Regions from separate parts of the Homo sapiens genome. Here region 1 is linked to region 2. Evidence: read pairs that join two places in POLR2A ChIA-PET (ENCODE). Cell type or tissue: PC-9. All regions are shown on one strand. Each heading gives the region's core, and the rest is flanking DNA. Links, peaks and the distances in the headings are about the cores only.

Region 1 (8,000 bases), core at 1-8,000, 140 kb after region 2:
CACCCCCCAGTTTCCCTCTCTCTCTCTCACATACACAACCCCTCCAGCTTTGCAGGGCCAGCCAGGGCAGTGGCTGGGAGTGGCTGCCACGGAATCAGGTTGGGCCTCACCTGCTGTGTGTACTTTGAAGGGTAAAGGTTCTCAACAGGAACATCACTGCCATTCTTGGTGCAGTCGCCATAATCGCCCCCAAGTCTGTCCAGGGTTTCCTATGAACCCACATACACCAAGAGATCAGAGGACAGAGCAAGTGCCTCTGGGTTCTCTGCCTTCCCTCAGTTCCAGGTTGTATCTCACACCTGCCAGCCCCTCCTACTGGCCTCGCCCTCTCAATACATGCTTCCAGCCACCCCCATGCCCACCCACTGCTCATTTCAAGGCCACTAGGCCCAGAGCATCCCCAGAAACCCTAAGCATGCCTTGAATGCCTTCTCAGCACTTGTCCCCCAGGGTCCACCCTGCAGGGCTTTACTTCCCAGTGCCAGCCCCTCTGCCCCTCATTCCTGCTCCTGAAGACCTCCACATGCTCAAGGCCCACCCCACATGCTCTCCCTCTCCAGCCTCCCATGCCTCCCCGCTGCCCCTCTGCAATCTGAGGCGCTCCTTCCAGGCCTCCCAGTCAGCATCCTTGCCTTCCTCATGCTGATGGAGGTCTCCACGCCAGGCCGCAAGTTAAAGCCACCATCATCCATAAAGGCAGGTTCATCCTGCCCGTGCACCATTACCCGGGCCCCAGTCACTGTGGACAGCAGGGGAATGAAGTCATTCTGCTCTGCGCGCAGCATCAGGGACAGACCTAGGGGTGCAGAGAGAGCAGAGTTGGCAGAGGCGGGAATCCTAGAAAAGAGTTAGGAGATGGAAATCCACTCTCCCTTCCTTGCCCAGTCTCTAAAGCTGCAAGAGAAGCAAGTTCAGGAAGACCCGCAAAGGGACCTGGCAACCCCTGAGCTGGAATCTGGAGGCAGGAGGAAGACCTGGGACGGGATTCCTCTCATGCCTGGAACGGACTATGTGGCACCTATTGGGGAGAGACAGCAGGCAGGACCCCTCCCAGCAGCTCTAGGAGGTGAGCTCAAGGTAAGTACAGGTGAGTGGCTGAAGCAGAGGGCGCCATGGAGCAAGCAGGGAGCTTCTCACCGTTGTTGATTCCAGGCATGGAAGACATCCAGAGGTTGGAGTTGTTCTTGTCATTGAAAGTATAGCAGTTTCCATACATCGGGTGGTGGAAGTGAGAGTAATTCCTTATCAGGAAAGAGAGAGTAGGGTCAGAGAGGAAAGTGTAGGTGGTGCAGGGAATAGGGAGATGAGGCAGAGAGAAATGTCCACTCTCTTAAACTCCTACAGGACTTGTGCCTTTCAGAGCCATTTGTTTCCTGATCACCTACTATGTGCTGGCACAATGCTGAGAGCTTTACTCACACTCCCTCAGTCACTCCAACCAACAGCCTGTGAGAGTCTCATCCTCATATCACAGAGGAGGAAGCTAAGGCTCAGAGAGCTCAAACAGCTGGCCCAAGGTCACACATCTACCTTCTAGTCCAGGCTCCTCTCACCAGGCCATCTGGGTTCACCGGCATTGACTTCCGTGCTGCCTTGTAACTTCTCTCTTGTTGCATTACAAAGATTCTTGCATGTCCCTAACTGCCCATGCATCTAAGTGTTAGTTCCCCATTGAATCATGAGCTCCTTGATGACAGGAGCCACATCTCATTCATCTCTGTGTCATCTCTGGGTTAGTTGCATAGATCCTGTCATCTAGGAGATAGAGGAGATGATTAATAAATAGTTGTTGAGTGAGGAATGAATGAATGAATGAATGAATGAATGAATGAAGGGGAGGAGGGGAGCAGGGTTAAAGGAGAAAGTGTGACCAGTGGTGAGCACGGAGCTGAGGGGAGGAAGATCAGTACCAAGTGTTTCCTGGGAGCCTCTTGCATCAGTATGTCTCAGAATGGTAGGTCCAAAACTCATCTGTGACAGGTGTGGGGACAGAGAGAAAGCAATCACAGAGGCAACACAGCTGCAGTAGGACTGCAATTTCACAGCAAATCACAGGTTCCAGAACAGGGAGGCTGTGTGGGTTGTAGCACAGCACATGTGCCACACGGCACAGAGAGGATCTGTGTTCTGCTACCCTGCCATCTTGGAGCTAGCGACGGGAGCCAGGCAAAGACGGAAAGGGGACTTCGGCCAGTGAGCAGCAGAGGAGGACTAAAGAGAAGAGGGAGAAGAGGCTGGCCAGAGATAAAGGGTGGGGTTCTGGTTGTACGGTCTCAAGCAGGTCATTGTTTCTAAGCTTATTCTCCTCCTCTGTAAAATGTAGGATGATTCTGTAAAATGAGGAGATTGGAACTAGGTGATCCGGGATATTCCACTGGCCTTGAAGAACAAAGGCACAGAGGCGTGACATACTGGTGCACATTCTAGGATGTACTGGGAAGTCAGCACTTCTAGAGCCCAGGCTAGATGCAGGGAAGGACTGAAGGAGAGGCTACAGAGGTGGCCAGTCCTGAAGGCTGGTGAGCCCTTCGCACACAGAGAGGGGACAAGTATAATGGTGGGTGCTGCCCCCATGGAAAGCAGGCACAAGTTCCATCAGCGGTGGAGAAACACGGATGGGTTTTAAAACATAGAGCTTCGAAAAAAAAAAGTGGTGGGGCACAGTGGCTCACGCCTGTAATCCCAACACTTTGGGAGGCTGAGACAGGTGGATCAGTTGAAGTCAGAAGTTTGAGACCAGCCTGGCCAACATGGTGAAACCCCGTCTCTACCAAAAATACAAAAATTCGCCAGGCGTGGTGGTGGGCACCTATTATCTCAGCTAGTCGGGAGGCTGAGGCAGAAGAATCGCTTGAACTTGGGAGGTTGCAGTGAGCTGAGATTGCACCACTGCACACTACAGCGAGACTCTGTCTCAAAAAAAAAAATAGTAAGAGGTGAAATGAGATCTATAACACAATACCATTTATATAAATTAAATACAGATTTTGCAAAAACACATAGAGATACACACTAAGCACATTACTATAGTGGCCTATGAGAATCAGTATAATGTGATGGTTAAGAGCACAGACTCAGCCAGGCGCAGTGGCTGACGCCTGTAATCCCAGCACTTTGGGAGGCCGAGGCGGGTGGGGTCACCTGAGGTCAGGAGTTTGAGACCAGCCTGGCCAACATGGTGAAACCCCATCTCTACTAAAAATACAAAATTAGCCGGGCACGGCGGCACATGCCTGTAATCCCAGCTACTCAGGAAGCTGAGGCAGGAGAATCACTTGAACCTGGGAGGTGGAGGTTGTCATGAGCTGAGATTGCGCCATTGCACTCCAGCCTGGCCAGTAAGAGTGAAACTCCGTCTCCAAAAGAAAAAAAAAGAGCACAGACTCCAGAATTAAATTCCTTGTATTTGAATCCTGGGGCTCTAACAAGTATTAGATGTGGGACCAAACAAGTTACTTACTTAATCTCTCTGTACCTCAGTTTCCTCAGCTGTAAAATGGGGATAATAAAAATATCAACCTCACAGGGGTGTTGAGCATGAAATTATGCTTAGAATGGTGTCTAGCCTTAGTAAGAGCTGTATTAGCTCACTAGTACGATTACAGGGATTCATTAAGATGGCTAAAGTCAAAAAGACAGACAACAGCATGAGGAGGAGGTAGAGAATTTAGAACCTTCATACATTGCTGTTGGGAATGTTAAATGGTGTGACCATTTGGAAAAGTCTGGTAGCTCCTCAAAATGTTAAATATAGAGTTACCACATGACCCAGCAGTTCCACTCATAGGTAAACACCCAAGAGAAATAAAAACATAGATCCATGTACAGGATCCACAAAAACATGTACAGGAATGTTCATAGCAGCATTAATCATAACAGCCAAAAAGTAGAAACAATCCAAATGTCCATCAACTGAGAATGGATAAGCAAAAATGTGGGCCGGGCGTGGTGGCTTACACCTATAATCCCAGCACTTTGGGAGGCCGAGGCAGGAGGATGGCTTGAGCTCAGGAGTTCGAGATCAGCCTGGGCACCATAGTGAGACCTAGTCTCTACTAAAATTAAAAAAAATTAGCTGGGCATGGTGGCATGAGCCTGTAGTCCCAGCTACTTGGGAGGCTGAATCAGGAGGATCGTTTCAGCCCAGGAAATCAAAGCTACAGTGAGGTCTGATTGTGCCACTGTACTCCAGCCTGGGTAACAGAGTGAGAACCTGTCTCAAAAAAAAAAAAAAAAAAAAGGTGGTGTATCTACACAATATCATAGTATTCAGCCATAAAAATGAAGTTCTGATCCATGCTACAACATGGATAAGCTTTGAAAACGTTATGCTAAATGAAAGAGGCCACTCACAAAAGACCACATATTGTATGATTCCACTTATGTGAAATGTCCACCACAGGCAATCCATAGAGACAGAAAGCAGAAGAGTGGCTCTCAGGGCTTGGAGGAGGGGAGAAAATGGGGAAGAACTGCTAATGGGTACAGGGTTTCTTTTTGGGGTAAGGAAAATATTCTAAAAACAGGTAGTGGTAATGGTTACACAACTCCAAATATATTAAAAATCACTAAATTATACATATTAAAAGAATACATTTATGGTTTGTAAATTATATCTCAATAAAAGTGTTATTAAAAAAAGATTATAGGGTGGGGGAAAAGGGTGTAGTTATCGGGGAGGAAAGGGGTGAGAAAGCCATGCTAAGGAGTACCAACTTGATGCTGGAGGCCGTGAGAGACACTGAACGATTTTAAACAGGAGGATACAGTTTGGATGTTTGTCCCCTCCAAGTCTCATGTTGAAATGTGATCCCCCATGTTGGAGGTGATCCTAGCTGGGAGGTGTTTGGGTCACAGGGGTGGGTCCCTCTTGAATGGCTTGGTGCCCTCCTCACAGTAATGAGTGAATCCTCACACTATTAATTAGTTCACCCGATAGCTGGTTGTTTAAAAGTGCCTGGTCTCTCTCTCTCTTGCCCCCTCTCCTCCCCTTCTACCATGAGTAAAAGTTTCCTGAGGCCTCCCCAGAAGCTGAGCAGATGCTGGTGCCATGCTTGTACAATCTGCAGAACCCTGAGCCAATTAAACCTCTTTCCTTTATAAATTACCCAGACTCAGATATTCCTTTTTTTTTTTTTTTTTTTTTTTTCAGATGGAGTCTTGCTCTGTCGCCCAGGCTGGAGTGCAGTGGTGCGATCTCGGCTCACTGCAACCTCCACCTCTTGGGTTCAAGCAATCCTCCTGCCTCAGCCTCCTGAGTAGCTGGGGCCACAGATGTGTGCCACCACACCCGGCTAATTTTTATATTTCCAGTAGAGATGGGGTTTCGCCATGTTGGCCAGGCTGATCTCTAACTCCTGACCTCAGGTGATCCGCCCATCTCGGTCTCCCAAAGTGCTGGGATTACAGGCATGAGCCACCGTGCCCGGTGAGATATTCCTTTATAGCAACACAAAATGGACTAACACACAGGACTAACTGGAATAGTTACATGTGGTGACGTGAAGTAAGGTTGAAGTACAAAGGTTCCTGTAGTTGCAGAAGGAAGGGAGGATTTGGAGGCAAAAGAACGCAGTAGGGTGGAGTGGTGGGTATAACAACCCAGGCGAGCAATGAGGCTCTGAGCTGACCTAAGCGCCTAAGTGCCAAGATAAAGATGAACCATGGACTTTCTGTTGAGGGGGAGGCAGGCACACAGAGCAAAGGGAGGGCATCGGGTGAGGGCATAGGGAAAGCACAGGTGTCCATGGACTTTCTGTTGATGGGGAGGCAGGCACACAGAGCAAAGGGAGGCATCGGGTGAGGGCATAGGGAAAGCACAGGTGTCCAGGTGACAGTTAGAGGAACTTGGTGACAGGTGTGGGCGGACTCAGGCTTAGGTGTTGCTACCATCTTACTTCCCAGCTGGTAGTTTCTGTCCTCAAACAAATGCAAAGACTAAAAACAGAACAAAATCGTGTACTGGGCAGAGTGTGTGTGAAGGGTAAGAAGTGACACCTTGCCCTGTGGCCATTCTTCAGCAACAGGGGAGGGAATGCCCCCTGTAGAGTGGAGCCAGGCAGAGGCAGGGAGATGGCTCCGGAAAATAAACGAGCAGGAGGAGAAGGCAGGGGAGGAGGGGGCCAGAGGTTACAGAAGGGGACCCCCCCCTCGCCTCAGCCTCTCCCAGCCCTCAGAGAACCTGCAGCTGCTATGAGCTGCTTGCAAGGACATTATAACAGGGGTCCTCACAGAATGAATACCCGAGGGGTAGTGGGGTGGGAAGAATCCTTAGCCAGGGCCGGCCCATTCCCAAGGGCAAGTCACTTCACCTGTTTGAGTACAAGAGTAATGAAACCCATCATTTACTGTGGTCTATAAAGTGCCCTCACGTTTGTATCTCACACACTTGGTACAGCTCTTGAGATGAGTGTTATCGTCATCATCTTCGTCACTTGAGTAAAAGTGCCAAAGGAGCATGGATTATATAGTTTTTCCTTTGATGTAGTCCAAATGCCTAGAACAGTGACTGGCACATAGCCCAGATAGTCAAAACTATTTGTTGAACGAACACTGAATGAATCTCATTTTTTGTTTTACTTCCATTTTACAATCTAAGAAATAGGCTCTGAAGGATGATGTGATACATCCAGAGTCACCTGGCCAGGAAGTGACAGAGCTAGAGTGGGAACTTAGGTTTAGTCCCTCAACCCATGCCACTCCACCTCACTACTACTGCCAGCCTCAGCTCAGGGAACAGAGTATGAGACAGATGATCTCCTAGGCCCTTTTGAGCTTTGATGCTAGGGAGAAAGGGGCCTTAGAAAGACCAAGACCCTGGCCAGGCATGGTGGCTCACGCCTGTAATCCCAGCACTTTGGGAGGCCAAGGCAGGCAGATCACCTGAGGTCAGGAGTTGGAGACCAGCCTGACCAACATGGACGTTGACCAACGTCTCTACTAAAAATAAAAAAATTAGCCAGGCGTGGTGGCGCATGACTGTAATCCCAGCTACTCAGGAGGCTGAGGCAGGAGAATTGCTTGACCCCAGGAGGTGAAGGTTGCAGACAGCCGAGATCGCGCCATTGCACTCCAGCCTGAGCAACAAGAGCAAAACTCCATCTCAAAAAAAAGAAAAACAAAAAAGACCAAGATCCATGCTTCCAGCCTTTGGTTTCTCAAAGCCCCAGTCTTCCCAAGGCATCCTGTGAGGCCACTTCCCTCAGATCCAGCAGTGCAGGGAGCAGCAGGAGTTCGTAGGGCGCTCTCTGGGGCAGGGTGTGGGCCCAAAGCCAGTGCTTCCCCCTGGCCTGCTGGCACTGGCATTTTTTTAGTCAACAAGCATTTCCTGGGCCCTGCCCATGCAGGGCGTGAGGCTGACCCAGGGAAGCGGACCCCGCGGAGAGCAAGGAGCCAGGCAGGACTGACTCACGCCTGGTTGCAGGAGACCTGGTTGAAGCGGCAGGCGAAGATGAAGTTGCCCAGCGTGTCCTCCTCCAGGGATGGCAGAGTCTCTGGCAGCCTCGACAGGATGTTGATGTAGTGGAAGCGGTACCACTCCCTCACCGCATCCACCCCTGATGAGTATGTCTGGTAGAAGCAGTCCGATTTGTTCTGGTTGCACTGGACACAGAGACTAGAGTCAGAGGGGACACGCAGCCGGGGATAAGCCCCTTGGCAGGGCCAAGGGCAAAGAATGAGTGATCTGGGGTTCTGAGGACTGACGGACAGGAGTCGGAAGCCAGGAGTGGGGAAAGACAGAAGTGGAAGAGAAGCAGAAGTCCCTAGGAGCATGGACCAGGGGAGCATGGGATTAAGGGAGTTGCAGGCCAGGAAAGGAGACCAGTAGCTGCACACACACGGTTTTGGTTCATTTATACCTCCCCTGCCTAGGGTGGAAGGAGCAAGACTTTCCCTCCCATTTCACTGATGGGAAGACTGAGGGATCAAGAGATTTGTCCCAGCAAGAGCTGGGACTAGGACTCCAGTCCCCAGCCCACTCTTACTAATGGGAACTTCCC
Region 2 (16,230 bases), core at 4,252-12,251:
CACCTACACCCAGAAACCAGGTCCCAGAGAGATGCAGAGCCACGGTCACCATTGCTTGTGTAGACACCAGGGGTAGGAAGTGGAAGGAAGGTAGCGCCTGAGGGTGCAGCTTCCCAGGGACCACCACCTCTCCCAGCCTCAATGGCGGGAGAGAACAAACCCAAGGGAGAAGCTACGGGCCAGCATCTTCCCTCCCTCCCTCTTGGCCCCCACCAGGGCTAGGGTCAACACCCCAAATTGAAAGCATCTGTTGTCAAGCTGCAGCAGGCAGGGAAACCCTGTCACCAGGTTAAGGCTTAAGTCAGAGCATTTTGCCAAATTCAACACGTCCAAGCCTCCCACTTGTCCCCCAAGAAAATTTCTCAGGGATTCACATCTTTCCCAGTCACCCCCTGGCCAGTGAGGAAGCACCGTGCATCGAGAAGAGCATAGCTTTGAGTCGTCTATGTGGAGCTGGTTCCATCTGAGCTCTGCCTCTTCCTGGCTGTGTCTTTTTGAGTCAGTTGCTTAAAATCTCTGAGCCTGATTCATCCATAAAATGAGGGTGATGAGAGGATTCAGTGAGAGACTGTACATAAACCACCTCCTGTAATGTGTCGGGGGCGTGGGTCCTTGTACATAGTAACTTCTACTGTTAAATTGCTACTGTGGTGTTATTTTCCCTAAGCTAGACAACCTGCAACTTGACCATTAGCCTCTTTTTTTTTTTTTTTTTTTTTTTTGAGATGGGGTCTCTGTCACCCAGGCTGGAGTGCAGTGGCGCAGTGTCAACTCACTGCAGCCTTGACCTCCTGGATTTAAGCCATCCTCCTTCCTCAGCCCCCCAAGTAGCTGGAACTACAGGCGTGTGCCACCATTCCCAGCTAAGTTTTTGTATTTTTTAGTAGAGACTGGGTTTTACCATATTGCCCAGGCTGGTCTCCAACTCCTGAGCTCAAGCATTCCGCCCCCCTCTCAGCCTCCCAAAGTGCTAGGTCAGGTCAGAGGCCTGACCATCAGCCTCTGAGTGTATTCTTTTAAAAAATTGTTTTTCTAGAGTTCGGGGAGGTTTGAGGAGAAGTCCAGTCTCATGCATAACAGCGAGCTGGCCTAGGGAGCACAGCCGGCTGCAGAATTCAGGGGGGAGGTTCTTACCAGGAGTGCCCTGCTGCAGGTTGTGGGAGCCTCTCACGGGCCCACTGAGTCACCAGGGCCTGTTACCAGAGGAGAGTTCACGCAGGCAGGGCCTGGGTGGTGGATGTGCATTTGGGAGCCAAACGCAGGTTCCAACTTGAGCCCTTTACCATGACTTCCTGGCTCAGTGGGTTCAGCACAGAGTTGTCCAGCCGTTCTCTCTCCTTTCTTACCTCTTCCTGCCTTCCCACCTCTCTGCATCCTCACCCTTAATGGTCACAATGCCGCATTTCCAGGGTGACCCCAGGTTCCCTCCCCGTGGCTCACAGTGCTGGTCAAAGCATTTGAGCCCCCAAATGCCCCACTCTCCAGATCGGAGTGTAAAGTAGTAGGTGCCAGTCCTGCTCCCTCGTGGGGCTGGGCAGTGAGCTCTCCCTAACACACACAAAGCACCTCCAGCTCAGAGGAAGCTCACACCTCCCATCCATGCCTTCAGGCTTTTCGGCACTGGCATTTAGAAAGCTATTCTCTGGATTCAGAACCCCCAGAGAGAGCTTTTCTCTGTCCTTCCTGATTATTGGTGTGTAAATGAAGGCCTAGAGTAGTGGTTCTTAAACTTGAGCGTGATGAGAGTCACCTGGGGAGGTGTTGGAAAACAGAGTGCCGGCCCAGTCCCACTCCAGTTTCACTGAGTGAGTCTAGGAGGGAACTGCGAATTTGCATGTCCAGGTTCCTGGGTCATCCTGCTGCTGGTCTGGGGTCATTTCGAGAGCTGCTGGACTGGCATAGAGAAGAGTTTCCTGGGTTGCCTTTGAAGATAAGAATTTCTGAAGGTTTGAGCACTGCCTTCAGACAGTGGCTCGGTAGAAGTCCCAAGAGCAGAAGTTGTCTGGAGAGGAGAGATGGCCCCCAGGATGCGCCTGACCAACCAGTCATACCTACAAAAGGGAGTTCTGGTTCTCTAGGGCTGTGATCTCTGGGGCTTTTCAACTTGGCTGTAGTAAAACTAAAGTTAGTAATATGCCCTGTTGTCATCTAGAAATTCCGCCATGAGCTATTACAGTAGTTTAGTTGGGACGCTTAAGGAGAGCAAGTCGTGGCAATTTCTTCTGCTGATTACAGCGGAGTTTTGGTTTTCTTGTTCCCGGTGTTTACTGTGTGGTGGAGCTGGATAAGGGAGCACCCCAAAGCCTCTAGTCCTGCCCAAGTGGCTTTGCCCTTCCAAAGACAACAGCCCCAGCCTTCATTTGGAGGTGGGAGAGGAGGACACAGAGAGGGTTGGAGGAGGCTGTGGGCATCGGGATCCTGTTTGTTCTTGCTGGCACTGCCTGGCCCGGCTTCCTGAGGAGTGAATCAGCCCATCCAAGGCTTGGCATGCAGTAGTGAGCCAAGGGTTGCCATGGAGATGGGCGAGGCCCAGAGCCCACAGGTCTGGGTGGCCTGACTTGTTTTTAAATGTTGAAGTCTGTGCGAAGAGGGAGGGCCTATCTCCACTTCTGTGGCTTTCTTAAAGCGTGACTGGTATTTTGGGGCCTGGAAAACTGCTGGTGTGGGAAACTTGCATCCCCAGTATTTGGTGTGTTGCTTACTTCCTGGGTGCTATGGACAACTATGACTAATGCTCTCCCAAGTTTAGTAGATGACAAAAACAAAAACCAGGGCTGACAAGCATCTTATTGAAGGAGGGTGATAAAGAGGCCAAGGTTTCCTCTCCTGCCCAACCCAGGAAAATCCCCTCTCTCTCTGTTATCTGCTGCTGTAATAACTCCTTTCAGCAGGGTTAATTTGCCCACGGAAGCAGTTTGTGATCCAAGGAAGGACAGAAGCCTAAAATCTGAGCCAACAGTCTCCCTTTAGCCTTCCTTCCCCACTTTCCTTTGGCCATTCCCATCCAGTCTTAGTGGAGCTCTGGATGGCAGTTTGCAGGTGTGAAGCAGATAAGTTTATCCATTTTCCTCCACTACCCAGCGCTCACACAGACTCCCACACAAACCAGGAAACAGAACCCCAGTGTCCTAAATTCCCCCGCTGCCACCCAGCCGCCTTCTCCGATCACAGGAGGACACAACAGCCGTCCACAGAGGGCCCATGAATTGACCCAGTGTCACCTCACGTCTTTCTCAGGGTTTATTATTATTGTCATTTTTTTTCCCTATGGAATCCGGCTGGCTGTAACACTTCACAGTTTTCAGAATGTTTTACATGCATCACTTTATTTAATCCTCTCCTTCAACCTACGTTGAAGGCAGGACAGGTATCATACTGTTTTTTTTCCACAAACGAGGACTGTAACGTTCAGAGAAGCTGAGGAAAGTGTGTAGTGTCAGAGAGCTCCTAGGTAGCAGTGCCAGAATTAGAGCCCAAGTTTATATCCATCACAGTCCAGTCATTCTCAACAGAGGCGTGCAATAGAATCCCTGGGAGCACAAAGAGTCCCCTGGGATTGCTGAGGCAGGTGCATGTTTAGAAATCCCCCAGGTAGGCTGGGTGCCATGGCTCACACCTGTAATCCCAAGCTTTGGGAGGCCAAGGTGGGTGGATTGCTTGAGCTCAGGAGTTCAAGACCAGCCTGAGCAACACGGTGAAACCCTGTCTCTACAAAAAAAATAAGAAAAAAAAAAATTAGCCATGTATGGTGGCTTCCACCTGTGGTGCCAGCTACTTGAGAGACTGAAGTAGGAGGATCGCTTGAGCCCGGGAAGCAGAGGTTGCAGTGAGCCAAGATTGTGCCACTGTACTCCAGCCTGGGTGACAGATTGAGACCTGTCTCAAAAAAACAAGTATTTTCCCAGATGATTCTGATGCCCACCCCATAAAGAAGCAGGCCCTAGGTGGCACAGCTGTGCAGGCAGCAGCTCACTATTCTTTCTATTAAGCCACCTGTCCCTTGTTGAAAATTGTGTATCATTTTGACCATGGGCTCAGCAGAGTAACCAAGTAGCCATTGCTTTTCCAGGAGGACAATGGGAAGTTGGGAAGAAAGTTCTCCCTCCTTCCTGGACTCCATCCACTCACCACTGCCCACCTCCAACCCCTCCCAAAGTGGTAGATATGGCCACCTCAAGGCCAAGGCATCCTCAGCAAGAAATCACTGTGAGCAATGATCTGCTCTCCACTTTCTGGGCTTTCCAAGGCAGCTGAATAGAGGAAGCATAACAAATATTTTGTCCTTTTTAAAAAATGGGCTGGGTACAGTGGCTCATGCTTGTAATCCCAGCACTTTGAGAGGCCAAGCTGGGTGGATCTCCTGAGCCCAGGAGTTCGAGACCAGCCTGGACAACATGGGGAAACTTCATCTCTACAAATAATTTTTAAAAATTAGCTGGGCGTGGTGGTGCACACCTGTAGTCCCAGCTACTCAGGAGGCTGAGGTGGGAGGATCATCTGAGCCTAGAGAGGTCGAGGCTGCAGTGAGCCATGGTCATACCACTGCACTCCAGCCTGGGTGACAGAGTGAGACCCTGTCTCAAAAAAAAAAAAGTGTATGGCCAGTCAGTACATATTACAGAAGATGGGACCTGGAGGAAAAGGGGGCCCACGCCAAGAGCACCCAGTTTGTTTGACCACAAAGGATTTTTCTTTGCAGTAGGATTTGTCCCATAGGCAAACTTGGCTTCTCCCACCCGGGGAGTGGCATGCAGTATGCCCTCCCCCACACTGAAACCACGTTCAACCCACTGCTCTTTTCCTCTTCCTCTGGGTTACCTCCTCTTTTTCAGCACACCTACTTCAAGAATTTCCATCAGGAGGCCAGGCTGTACATACGAACCTCCCCAGGTTCTAACTGGAACTGGTTTTGCACACTTGGCATAGAGTCCCCAGAGCAGCCAGGTGCCCCTAAGCTCCGTTACACTTTGATGTTTTTTGTTTAATCCTCCTTTGAAATTGGAAATGTTTCCTGTAACTCCAGGTGTGTGTTTCAGTGTAAGATTTCTGAACCTGTCCCTGCAGCAAGATTTTGCAGTGTGAGTCACTGAAATTCTCATCTTTGCGTGGGAGCCTTGGGTGAATTGTGCTCTCAGTGGTGAGTGGGTGTGGCAAGGGATGACCAGGACACCATTCATTGTGGGCCTGAGTTTGGGGCACTCTTGGGTTCTCATGTCTCCTGAGGCTCACATAAGCCCCAGGTGACCAGCTTACCTGTGTTCGTCAAACATAAGAGTGTTTGACTGGACTTCTTTGAGGGATGGGGGTGCTGGCAGAGTTGCAGATAAAGACCGAGGACAGCAATGCATGGGTTGTTTTTTTGTTGTTTTTATTTTTGGAGATGGAGTCTCGCTGTGTCACCCAGGCTGGAGTGCAGTGGCTCAATCTCCGCTCATTGCAACCTCTGGCTCCCGGGTTCAAGTGATTCTCCTGCCTCAGCCTCCCAAGTAATTGGGACTACAGGCACACACCACCACGCCCGGCTAATTTTTGTAGTTTTAGTAGAGACGGGGTTTCACCATGTTGGCCAGGCTGGTCTCAAACTCCTGACCTCAAGTGATCCGCCTGCCTTGGCCTCCCAAAGTGCTGGGATTACAGGCATGAGCCACCGCACCCGGCCTGCATGGGCTTTTTGTAAACTTGGTTTTCCAAAGTCTGTATAAGGATTTGCCTGTAAGTCACATTGGGACATGCTTCACCAACAGAAAGGGAAATTGTTGTCATTCCCCAAATATTCCCCAACCAACCTTAATGGGGCTTCCTTAGTATTTACTCTGGGCAAATAATTGTTCTTTGTGGTTTCTTTTTTTTTTCTTTTGAGATGGAGTCTTGCTCTGTCGCCCAGGCTGGAGTACAGTGGCGTGATCTCGGCTCACTGCAAGCTCCGCCTCCCGGGTTCACTCCATTCTCCTGCCTCAGCCTCCCAAGTAGCTGGTACTACAGGCACCCGCCACCACGCCCGGCTAATTTTTTGTATTTTTAGTAGAGACAGGGTTTCATCATGTTAGCCAGGATGGTCTCCATCTCCTGACCTCATGATCCGCCCGCCTCGGCCTCCCAAAGTGCTGGGATGACAGGCAAGAGCCACTGCGCCTGGCCTCTTTGTGGTTTCTGACTCTTGTGAGACATTTGAAGATGGATCTGGATAAAAGGCCTGATGGGAAAGGAAGCTGGTCCAAATGAAGAGGACACAGGAGAGGAGATCTGGGTGGATTTCAAATACTTTTTCACTGAAGTAGTCATTCATTTATGGAGTAATTACTTACTAATGACCATCCGTCCAAAGCATGGATGGGGCAAAGGAGATAAAAGAATGACTCAGAGGTCCCCTGGACCTCAAGGAGCTTGTGCTCTGCTGAGATGGGAGGCAAACCCCAGATAGAGGAAGGGCAGAGAGTGTGGAGCATGGATGCTGGAGAGGACAGGATGGATGCGACACTGGCCTGCTCACGTGCTTGGCTTGCTCAGGGGTTGCATTTGCCATTTGCATGGGAGGAATGGGAGGAAATGGGTGGGGAAGCAGCAGGCTTGGCTTAGGCGATCACGACAGCATTCTAAGAGGGACTTGTACTAGCAGAGGCACAATGCACGAGGCTGAACTCGGGAAACTTGGAGAGATTGCATCTAAGGAGCAGACAAGGAGGAGGCAGGGTTCAGTGGTGTCAGCTGCTGTGGGATCCCAAGACATAAGGATTCAGCAAAAGTCTTAAGACTCACCACCCCTTTCGGGTTGGGAGAGATGCAGTGACGAGCCAGTGAGGACTTGGAGGTGGTTAAGACGCCAGCTCAGGGGTGAAAGGAAAGCAGAGAGCACCCTGAAGGAGCTGCGAGGTTGAAGAAAAAAAGGGTTCTATTTCTGGTTTTCTTCTGTTTGGATTTTTAGGTTAGGGAGACCTGTCTGTGTCTTCGCAAAGGTCAAAAAAGTGGCAGAGGCAGACCTGCATAGTCAGGAAAGAGGTTAATTAGTGGAGCAGGTTCTTGAAGGAGACAGGAAGCTTTGAAAGAGAGAGACCCCTGCTTCTTTATTATTGTTTTATACACTTTGTTTTAGAATAATTTTAGATCTACAGAAAAGTTGCAGAGATAGTGTAGAGAATTCCCTCATCCTCCTCCCCAGTTTCCCCTATTGTACCATCTCATATTACTGTGTTTCATTTGTCACAACTAGGAAACCACCGTTGGTACATTCTGTTAACTGAGCTCTGGACTTAGTCGGATTTCACTAGTTTTTCATGTAACGTCCTATTTCTGTTCCAGGGTCCTATCCAGGACACCACAGGACAGTTGTCATGCCCCCTCAGTCTTCTCTGGGCTGTGACAGTTTCTGTCTTTCCTTGTTTTCCATGACCTTGACAGTTTGGAGAGAAGTGCTAGGCAAGTATTTTGTAGACTGTGCTCAGTTGAGGTTTGGCTCATGTTTTTCTCAGGGCCTAGCACCAGTGAAGAAACGAAGAAATTTCCAGTAAAACAATGGGAAAAAATGACCCTTTTCCTCTCGGCCCTCTCAAAGGGATGGAACCATTTTTTGGCCAGATAGCAAAGGAGCTTTTCCCAGCAAAACCAGAATGTTTCCATTTGGCTTTTCTTGGAAACAAAAGAGGAAACCATGGGCAGGGCCGCGAGCTGGGAGTAGAAGCTATGGGCTCTCTCCTGCATCCCCGCATCCCCGCCCGACCAGCTGGGCATACTACAGGTTGCCATCCTCTCTCCAGAGCCCTGGGAACAGGGCACTGTCTCATTCAGCATCCGCATCAAACCTGCTCTGCTCCTGGGATGATAGGCTGGGGTGGGGCAGCCATCGAAGAAATTACATGGTCAGCATGCCGCCATATGTCTGTTAATTAACCTGGGTGGAAGCCATCGACCCCTTGGCCTCCCGGACTCCTATATTCTCATTTATGGAGTCCCTGAATAATTGACTTGGCACCCTCTTTTAAGGGTTAAAGCTCTCTTTTTTTCTTGCTCCTGGCCCCTCCCATTTAGTTTCTCCTATTATTAAAGTAGCTGAAGCTGGGCGCAGTGGCTCACACCTGTAATCCAAGTGCTTTGGGAGGCTGAGGCAGGAGGATTGCTTGAGGCCAGGAATTTAAGACCAGCCTGAGCAACATAGCGAGACCCCTGGCTCTACAAAAAAAAAAAAAAAAAAAAGGGTTTAAAATATTAGCCAGGATTAGCGGCATGCACCTGTAATCCCAGCTACTCAGGAGGCTGAGGTGGAAGAATGGCTTGAGCCCAGGAGTCCAAGGCTACAGTGAGCTATGATTGCACCACTGCACTCCAGCCTGGGTGACGAGAGCAAGACCCTGTCTCAAAAAATAAAGCAGCTGGGGTGAAAGCCGGATGGGGACAGGGGAGCCCCTCTATGCCACACCAGAAAGTGAGTTCTCCTAGAAAATACTTCAGAGCGCCTTAGATAGCGCTGCCTGACAACCATGAAAGGCATTATTGGGTGGCACTGGTTATACAAGTTTTGTGACCCTGTGACCCCAAGCCATTGTGACTCAGCCAACTGGAGCAATGTCTCCAACAGCGTTACAGAAAATGGGGCAGCTGATGGTTCACATAGCATCCCCCCCGGCCGGTGAACTCAGTCATTCTGTCAGAAAAGGCAGCAGGGTTCACTCCTGATTTTTGTCCAAGTGTTCCCAGTCATGCCCCTGGCCCTCCCTTTTCTCTGGGTTACTTGAACCTTTCTCCTCTCTTATTGTGAGTTGTTAAGCCTGTGAGACCGAGACCTATGGCAGCTTTTCCCATTTCTCCAGAGCCAGCTGCTTTTCCTTCCTGGTTGTAGTGAAATGTTGTAGCTTTGACAACCAAGCCGCATGATGTAAGGTTTAAGGTGGGGTCCGAATGCGGGGGACTCCCGACTCCGGGCTTGGCCTGGCCCTTGGCCAAGATAAGAGACCTGAGATGCTTCCTTTTCCCTCGTGGTTCCAGTTCTCCAGCCCAGCATCCTTCTTACCACCTGTGCACAGAGACCGGATCAATGACTGGACTTAACATATTGGCTCAGGGTCCTCGACATTGGGGCTCTCTATAAGATGGAAGGGGCCTTACCCCTGGAGGTTCCACTGGGGTACCCTGTCATTATCTGAGCGTGGAACATTCCCAGAGAGACGCAGCTCCTGCTCGTGAGAGGCTGCTGTGCAGAGCGTAGCTTTACCTCATCTTACAGCTTAGTTCCTTGGCAGACCTGGGATTGTTTTCGTTCTTTTCTGCGACTCAGTTTTCCCAGCAGATAAGGGGTGGGGTCATAACTTCACTCATCAGGGGAAGTAAGATGACTTGGGAGATAATTGCTTGATAAGCACAAGCCTAGAGCAAAAAGGACAGTAATGAGCACTGTCTCGCTATCTCCCTATGCGCGCAAGAGCATCACAAGACCAGGGCGAGAGGGAGGACCAGGGTGAGAAACAGGTTGTGGCTAAACGTGGACCAAAATTGAGCACCGGCCTACAGTTTTCAGGTTAACGCTTTTATGTCCAGGAGGCCAGCAGCTTCAGTCTTCCATTCCCAGGGGACTGACTGGGCCTCCCTGGGGTTGGGGTGGAAGGAGGGAAGGTATCACCTTTGTACTTTTTTTTTTTTTTTTTTGAGAGGGAGTCTCGCTCTGTCGCCCAGGCTGGAGTGCAGTGGCGCAATCTCCGCTCACTGCAAGCTCCGCCTCCCGGGCTCACGCCATTCTCCTGCCTCAGCCTCTGGAGTAGCTGGGACTACAGGCGCCCGCCACCACGCCTGGAGAATTTTTTGTATTTTTAGTGGAGACGGGGTTTCACTGTGTTAGCCAGGATGGTCTCGATCTCCTGACCTCGTGATCCACCCGCCTCAGCCTTCCAAAGAGCTGGGATTACAGGCGTGAGCCACTGCACCCAGCCCACCTTTGTACTTTTAATGCTCAGGGACCTGGGGGGGGACCCAGGCCAGGACTTGCCATGTACAGAGTCAAGACCGCCCAGTGTGTGCTTGTCTAGTCCCTTGTGTACGTGAATTCAAGCCACATAACTCTTCTAGCCCAGCACGCTCCCAGCAGGGCCCGCCTCCCCGCCTAAGCTAACTGCAGTGCTCTTGGTCGGGGAACCCATGGTCTGAATGCGAGTACCCTGCTGGGTCCAGGACGGTGGAGACTCACGCTTCTCCCCAACCAAACAGTGATCTGCTTGCTGCCTTTGGATTAGGCCAGGAGACCCTCCCTCACTGGCCTTTTATTAAGAAAGAAAATCAGACTCGTCTTTGAACTCAGAACTCTCAAGTTCATTTGAACTCTCAAATTCTTGTGCCTGTGTGAGTTTTTCTCCTCTGCCTTGTCCAGCCGCGGGGCATGTGGCGTCGTACAGTCCTTACCAATGTTTGGAGCTGCCTGCCCTAAGGTGCGGCTGAGAGGCTGAGAAGATGCTGAGTGACAGTCCACAGGCTGGGAGTGCAGGGCTGGTGGGGCTTCATGCTGGTAAAGTGAGGTGGTTCTCCCAGAGCCCATTTGGTACCTTCCTCTTCAGATGCACTTCTGATATTATCTTCTTTATTCTTTAGCCATACCTAAAAGGCAGGGAAGGGCCGCATCTCACAATCCCTGCTTTACAGATGGGAACACTGAAGCAATAGAATATGAAGCTAGACTCTGCAGCCCCTCGTGGTGGAAGCACACCTCCCTGGCAGGAGCAAATCCCCTTATGCTCCTGGGGGGTAGGTGAGTTTGTGACTGCTGCAGGCGGAGGTCTGGGTGGCCCTTCCCACTATTGCCACATCTGCTGTCCACCCAACATGCCCACACTCACTGCCATATCGTAAGGGAAAGGAGAGGAGGAAAGGAGGAAGGAAAGAGAGGCCTGTCCACACCATGGGCTATCAATAGCTCCTGGAGCCGAGAACCAAGGTCCCTGATGAGCGGGCTCTGACATAAGAGTGCCTCTGTTGAGGAGGGTGGACCAGCAAAACCTGGGCCCACCCACTCCTGCGTCCAGCCGGCTACCACACTGGAGGCCTGTGAGTCACTCCCCCGGCAAGCCCTGGTACGGGTGACGACGAGGGAGCTCAGCTGGCACTGGGGGGACTTGGCAGGAGGCCTCCTGCACAGCATCTAGTTCAGCAGTGCCAGCGAGGGGAGGCCCTGGCATGTCATTTACTGAGCAGCAGGTCTCCAGGGACATTGCAGCTGCCCTCCCTGGTGCATGTGTGTCCGGAACTGTGTAACCATCACCCAAGTCAACAGTTAGAATACGACACCCCCAGCCACATGGCACCTCCCTGAGCATAATTTCCTCCTCCACCTAAACATCACCACTCACCTGATAACAATGCTTTTCCTTTATCATTTATAGGCACATGTAAGCGTCTAGCTCTGTGTGCATCCCTAAACAGCATAGCGTTTTTAACTACATGGAATCATATTGTGTGTGTGCCTGTGGCTCTGGCTTCTTGGTTTAGCATTGTGAGATGCACTCATGGTGTTGCGTGTAGCTAGAGTTACTCGTTTTCACTGCTGTATAGTGTTCTGTTGCCTATAAAATACCCCTTCAGCCAATGGGCGGCAGGTAGGTCACTGTTTATTCCTCGCTTGCTGGTATTTTTAGTACCTGCATGAATCAAACACACCCCGTAATGGCATCTACAACTACCAGGCGTATATGAGGGGCAGAGACCAAGGGTGGTCACAAAGTCCTTTGCAAGTCTCACCCTTAAGCGCGTGGGGACTGTGTTGTTGCTGGCAGCCAGAATTAATGCTGATGTCCTGTATGTCTTGCAGCTTGCCGGGATTGCTGTCCTTGCCATTGGACTATGGCTCCGATTCGACTCTCAGACCAAGAGCATCTTCGAGCAAGAAACTAATAATAATAATTCCAGCTTCTACACAGGTGAGGGACGGGGAAGGCTCAGTGAATTCAGACCCTGGCTCCAACAAAGTTCCTGCAACTTTGGAGGCCCCATGTTGACCCAGGGACTTGGGCTTGGGAAAGACTTTTGCTCTAGCCACGCTGGCCAGTCGTGTCCCTTTCAAGTTGTGCAGTTTTTGTGTGTGTCGTTGTGCCTGGGAATTTGCGTTTAACTGATGTGGTTTCTTTTCCTGATGGCCAAGTCAGGCATGTTGATGGTTCTCTGATGTGATGTAGCCTCTGCCAAAGTTGTACTCATTCTTGAGGGTTTACGAACCTCTGTTCTCATCTCTGATGCTCTCTCCTGATTGTCTTCTTATCCTGCATCATTTCCTTAATTCAAAAAGCTTTGTCCTGGGGATCTGCAGTGCTGGAAGAAGATATAGACAGCTTTCCTCTTCACTGTTCAGATAGGGACTCTGAGACTGGGAAAAACATCAGCCTCCTGGAAAACACAGCAACAATAGGAGAGACTAGAATGGACTCTGCCCAGTCCTTTGGACCCCTGGTACTGGGGTAAATGCTGTAGTGTTTAGTTTTATTTGTTTGTATTTGACACGACTTTTGCTTTGGGAGAGAGGCTTCCAGTTTAAACCTGCCTGGGATCCTCTGAACATGAACAGACTTGGCAGGTTTCTTTCTACACTCAGGCTTCTTGGCAGCCTTGCTAGACCATTCTATCCCTCTCGTTGCCGTATCACCACGTCAAAGCTCCCTTCAGAGGAGGGGGAGCCTGGTGCCTGCCAAGTGCAGTTGCCCGCGTCTGCGTGAATTCAGACTCTGCGGCTGTACTCTGCCTGGCTTGGAGGTAGGAAACTTTTCATTTGTGAGGAACAAAGGAAACCTCCTATTTTTAGGATGACGCTGACATGTTGTCAGGCTCAAAATGTAAGTTTGGTCACTTCCTTCCCACCCACCAAAAAAGTTATTTTTACAAACGAGGGAGAAAACAGTTATCTCCCAGTCCCTCAGGGAGAAGCAAGGCTGGCCAGCCACGTAGACCTTCCCTTTCCCACCTCTTGAACTGGGTAGGGAGAGTCTTTAAAAACAGCTCCTTTGGTTGCGTAACATTTGAGCCCTGTGGATAGTTTTGCTGGGTTTACTGCTTTTTATTGTTAGCTGGGGTTTTTTGGGGTGTGTCTCTCTATTATCGGAAAGAAAGTGAGAGAAAGCACAATGTATGTTTAGAAAAAAAACTACACATACACACAGAGTTTTTGGGGAACAGGTTTCTATAGCGCCCTGACTTGTTTTGGCAACAGACCATTTTTTGGGAGTCTGTGACAGGCTTAGAATGCTGTCCTGCAGAGCAGGAGGGAGGAGCCGGGTGCGGGTGCTGGGGAAGACTCTCCACACTCCACGCCGTGTTCCAGAAGGGAGCCCTGTGCTGGGGGAGCAGGTCTGCCGGCAGGAGCAGGCACAGTCAGGCCTGCTTTCCTAAGCAAAAGCCCTGTGGCCGGCGCGTGTGTCTCCAAAGAGAGACTCAGTCCTCCCTTGTCCTGGCTGCTTCTAACAACCCACTTTTTCTTTTCTGTTACCCAAAGCCTCTATGGCTGATTCTTTATATTTTTAGATGTGGGAGTTAAGAATCTCATGGGTAAGAGGATGGAACTGGGAGGAAGACACTAACATTTTTATTTTTTATTTTTTTTATTTTTTTTTTGAGACGAAGTTTCAATCTTGTTGCCCAGGCTGGAGTGCAATGACACAATCTCGGCTCACCGCAACCTCTGCCTCCCAGGTTCAAGCGATTCTCCTGCCTCAGCCTCCTGAGTAGCTGGGATTACAGGCATGTGCCACCATGCCCAGCTGATTTTGTATTTTTAGTACAGACGGGGTTTCTCCATGTTGGTCAGGCTCGTCTCCAACTCCCGACCTCAGGTGATCCTCCCGTCTTGGCTTCCCGAAGTGATGGGATGACAGGCGTGAGCCACCTCGCCCGGCTGGAAGACACTAACATTTTTGAGCCCCCTTCTTTGTGTGTCATTCATTGTCTTGTGTGTATTATATAATTTAATCCCCTTAGCTCTACGAGGAGTGTGGAGTGATTCTCATCTCACAAGTGCAGAAACCGAGGCCTAGAGAGCTGAAATAACTTGTCTAAGCTTATATTCCCTCAAGAGGCAGGGCCAGGTTTTGAACCCAGGCCTAAAAGAGCTGCTTCTCGGGTTGTCATTGCCAGGTTGTGGGGTCTCCCTCTGTAGGAATGGAAGAGGTCTGTACTGGCTGAATGTGCCCCATTGGCAGGGATGGGGTGGCGCTGTCTTGGCCCTTTTACTTCACCCAAATTGCAGTCAGGGAGAGAAACCCCTGCGTCGGTGGCCCAGCCAGCAGCTGACAGGTGGGAAAGCTGCAGGGTGGCAGGAGAATGGTGAGTGCCATTAGAGGAGCTGGGGCTCACCTCTGGGAACCTCACAGGATTCAGATCCTGCAGGTCATTGCAGGGCCCTGCTGGTGGCCGGTGGTCCTACCTGAAGTGACCAGGAGGGTGATTTGAAGGCACAACCCCAAAGAGACACAGATCCCCTAGTTGGGGTCTAAGGGCCACTGTCCACTTAGCTCTGCCAGGGAAATACAGATCCTTTGCAGCGACACCCCATTCGGGGAAGAGAGCGGAGCTTTGAAGACTTCGTTCTGCCTGCAGAAGCGCCGGCAAGGGGGATGATGCACGGTAAAGTTAGAACAGCAGCACTGTGTCTGGGCACAGTGATCAGCCCTGATCTCAGGTGATCCGTCCGCCTCAGCCTCTAGCACTTTGGGAGGCCGAGGCAGGCAGATCACCCGAGGTCAGGAGTTCGACACCAGCCTGGCCAACATGGCAAAACCCCACTTCTACTAAAAATACAAAAATTAGCTGGGCGTAGTGGCGTGCACCTATAATCCCAGCTACTCGGGAGGCTGAGGCACAAGAATCTCTTGAACCTGGGAGGCAGAGGTTGCAGAGAGCTGAGATCACACCACTGAGGCTCTGTCTCCAGCCTGGGAGACAGAGCGGGACTCCATCTCAAAAAAAAAAAAAAAAAAAAAAACAGCAGCACAGCACTCTGAGCACTGCTTAGGTCTGAGCTATGCCCTGAACGTCACTGAACGCTTTAGGAAATAATAATTGTCGTCCATGGGCAAAGGGCCAAGGAGGCGTCGCTCTGTGTCCCCTTCCCCACGAGGCTGTGAGACCAGCCTTCTGTACTGGCCCAGAGCCCTTCTCCTAGCAGATGAGCTTGGAGTGCCAGCCACACCCTGGCTACTTTTCCAAGGAATAGTCATGGGGTGACCGCCCCTTGCACTGGGCCACCAACTGTCTGCAGAGCAACCCACAGGCCAGCCTGACCATGCAGCTGACTTTTCAGGAAACCTGAACAGCCCAGGGGTGTCTTTTCTCCAGTGGGGCCACAGCTTACCAAGTAGAGAAAGAGTATATAACCAGGCAGAAAAGCAAGTGAAAACCTTTCCAACATTCAGAACAGTCTATGGTAAGTCCAGAGCAGCTGACAGCCTTATATGGGCCTTCTCTCCAATCCAGGCCTGGAGATTCAGCCCGTCAGCAAGATCCCTAATCCCAGGCTGCAAACTTGTTGGGGAACTTCATTTTCTTGGTCCTAGGCCAGCAGCCTTTCCCAGCTCCCTGGTGTCCCTCCAGAACCATGGCTGCTGAATGAGGGCATCTAGGGGGGCTCCAGCCAGAGGCCGTGAATGCCCCCCCTTCCTCGGCCAGCCCCCTATCCATGATGAGGTGCCTGGTGATTTTCAGGACACGCGACACTTGGCCTTAGTAAGCTGGCATCCCCATCCTGGCTTGTGACCTGGGGCAGTTCATTTTATTGCTCTGGGCTTCATTTTTCTCCCTCCTGAAACCAGCACAGCTTACACAACCACAGCACAGCTTACACACCCACTCCCCTCTGGGGCAAAGAAGTACAGCGTGTGGCAAATGGAATTCCATTGTGGCACTTATTCCCGTGAACTCGGGAGGGCGGGAACCAAGACGAAACCAGTCGGGGCAGAGGTAGGGCTCCTTTGAACACCTGGTGGAGTTATTTGGATATAATAAACTTTTATTGCAGGCCAGAGGCCCTACCGGATTTTGTTCTCCTTCACACAAACGGGCGTGGTGAGTGCTGTTTGCAGGACAGAGCTGGTGTAGGGACGGGAGCCTGCTGTGTCCTCTCCCTGGGCTAAACTGAGAGCCCTGGTGAACAGTGAAAAACACTGTTCCATTTCTTGTGTAAAGGACACGCTGGCATATGCTACTGCTGCTACACCAGCCTTTCTTTTTTTTTTTTTTTTCTGGGCCTGTAATGTCAGCCTGAAAAAAGCAGAATAAACA

The links. Peaks named below come from ENCODE experiments on the same cell type or tissue, not always from the same donor. Only the 100,000 strongest peaks of a DNase experiment are listed, where the experiment ranks them.
Region 1: POLR2A ChIA-PET joins it to region 2 with 21 read pairs; 5 of 35 experiments call an interaction of 5 or more read pairs at or near these places.

Annotation. Positions count from the first base shown.
Region 1 is chr12:6,354,640-6,362,639 of GRCh38, forward strand. It overlaps SCNN1A (sodium channel epithelial 1 subunit alpha), which reads right to left. Exons shown (of 13, transcript NM_001038.6): 4 at 7,412-7,602; 5 at 1,138-1,241; 6 at 633-796; 7 at 111-209. It overlaps LOC107984500 (a long non-coding RNA gene), which reads left to right. Exons shown (of 4, transcript XR_007063191.1): 4 at 886-1,140. Among named protein-coding and RNA genes, the nearest start is that of TNFRSF1A, 17 kb to the left of the region's middle. RefSeq lists an enhancer at 7,462-8,000. In PC-9, for the core only: a CTCF peak has its summit at 1,162; a DNase peak (open chromatin) is centred at 7,381; H3K27ac peaks cover 517 bases.
Region 2 is chr12:6,213,647-6,229,876 of GRCh38, forward strand. CD9 (CD9 molecule) reads left to right here. Exons shown (of 8, transcript NM_001769.4): 2 at 11,780-11,888. It overlaps LOC105369625 (a long non-coding RNA gene), which reads right to left. Exons shown (of 5, transcript XR_001748979.2): 5 at 10,323-10,572. Among named protein-coding and RNA genes, the nearest start is that of CD9, 21 kb to the left of the region's middle. RefSeq lists enhancers at 4,303-5,502, 4,733-5,605, 9,245-9,798, 9,799-10,350, 10,351-10,904 and 3 more and silencers at 1,537-1,831, 5,617-5,911. In PC-9, for the core only: no CTCF peak of the experiment used is centred there; DNase peaks (open chromatin) are centred at 4,985 and 8,525; H3K4me3 peaks cover 1,319 bases; H3K27ac peaks cover 6,628 bases.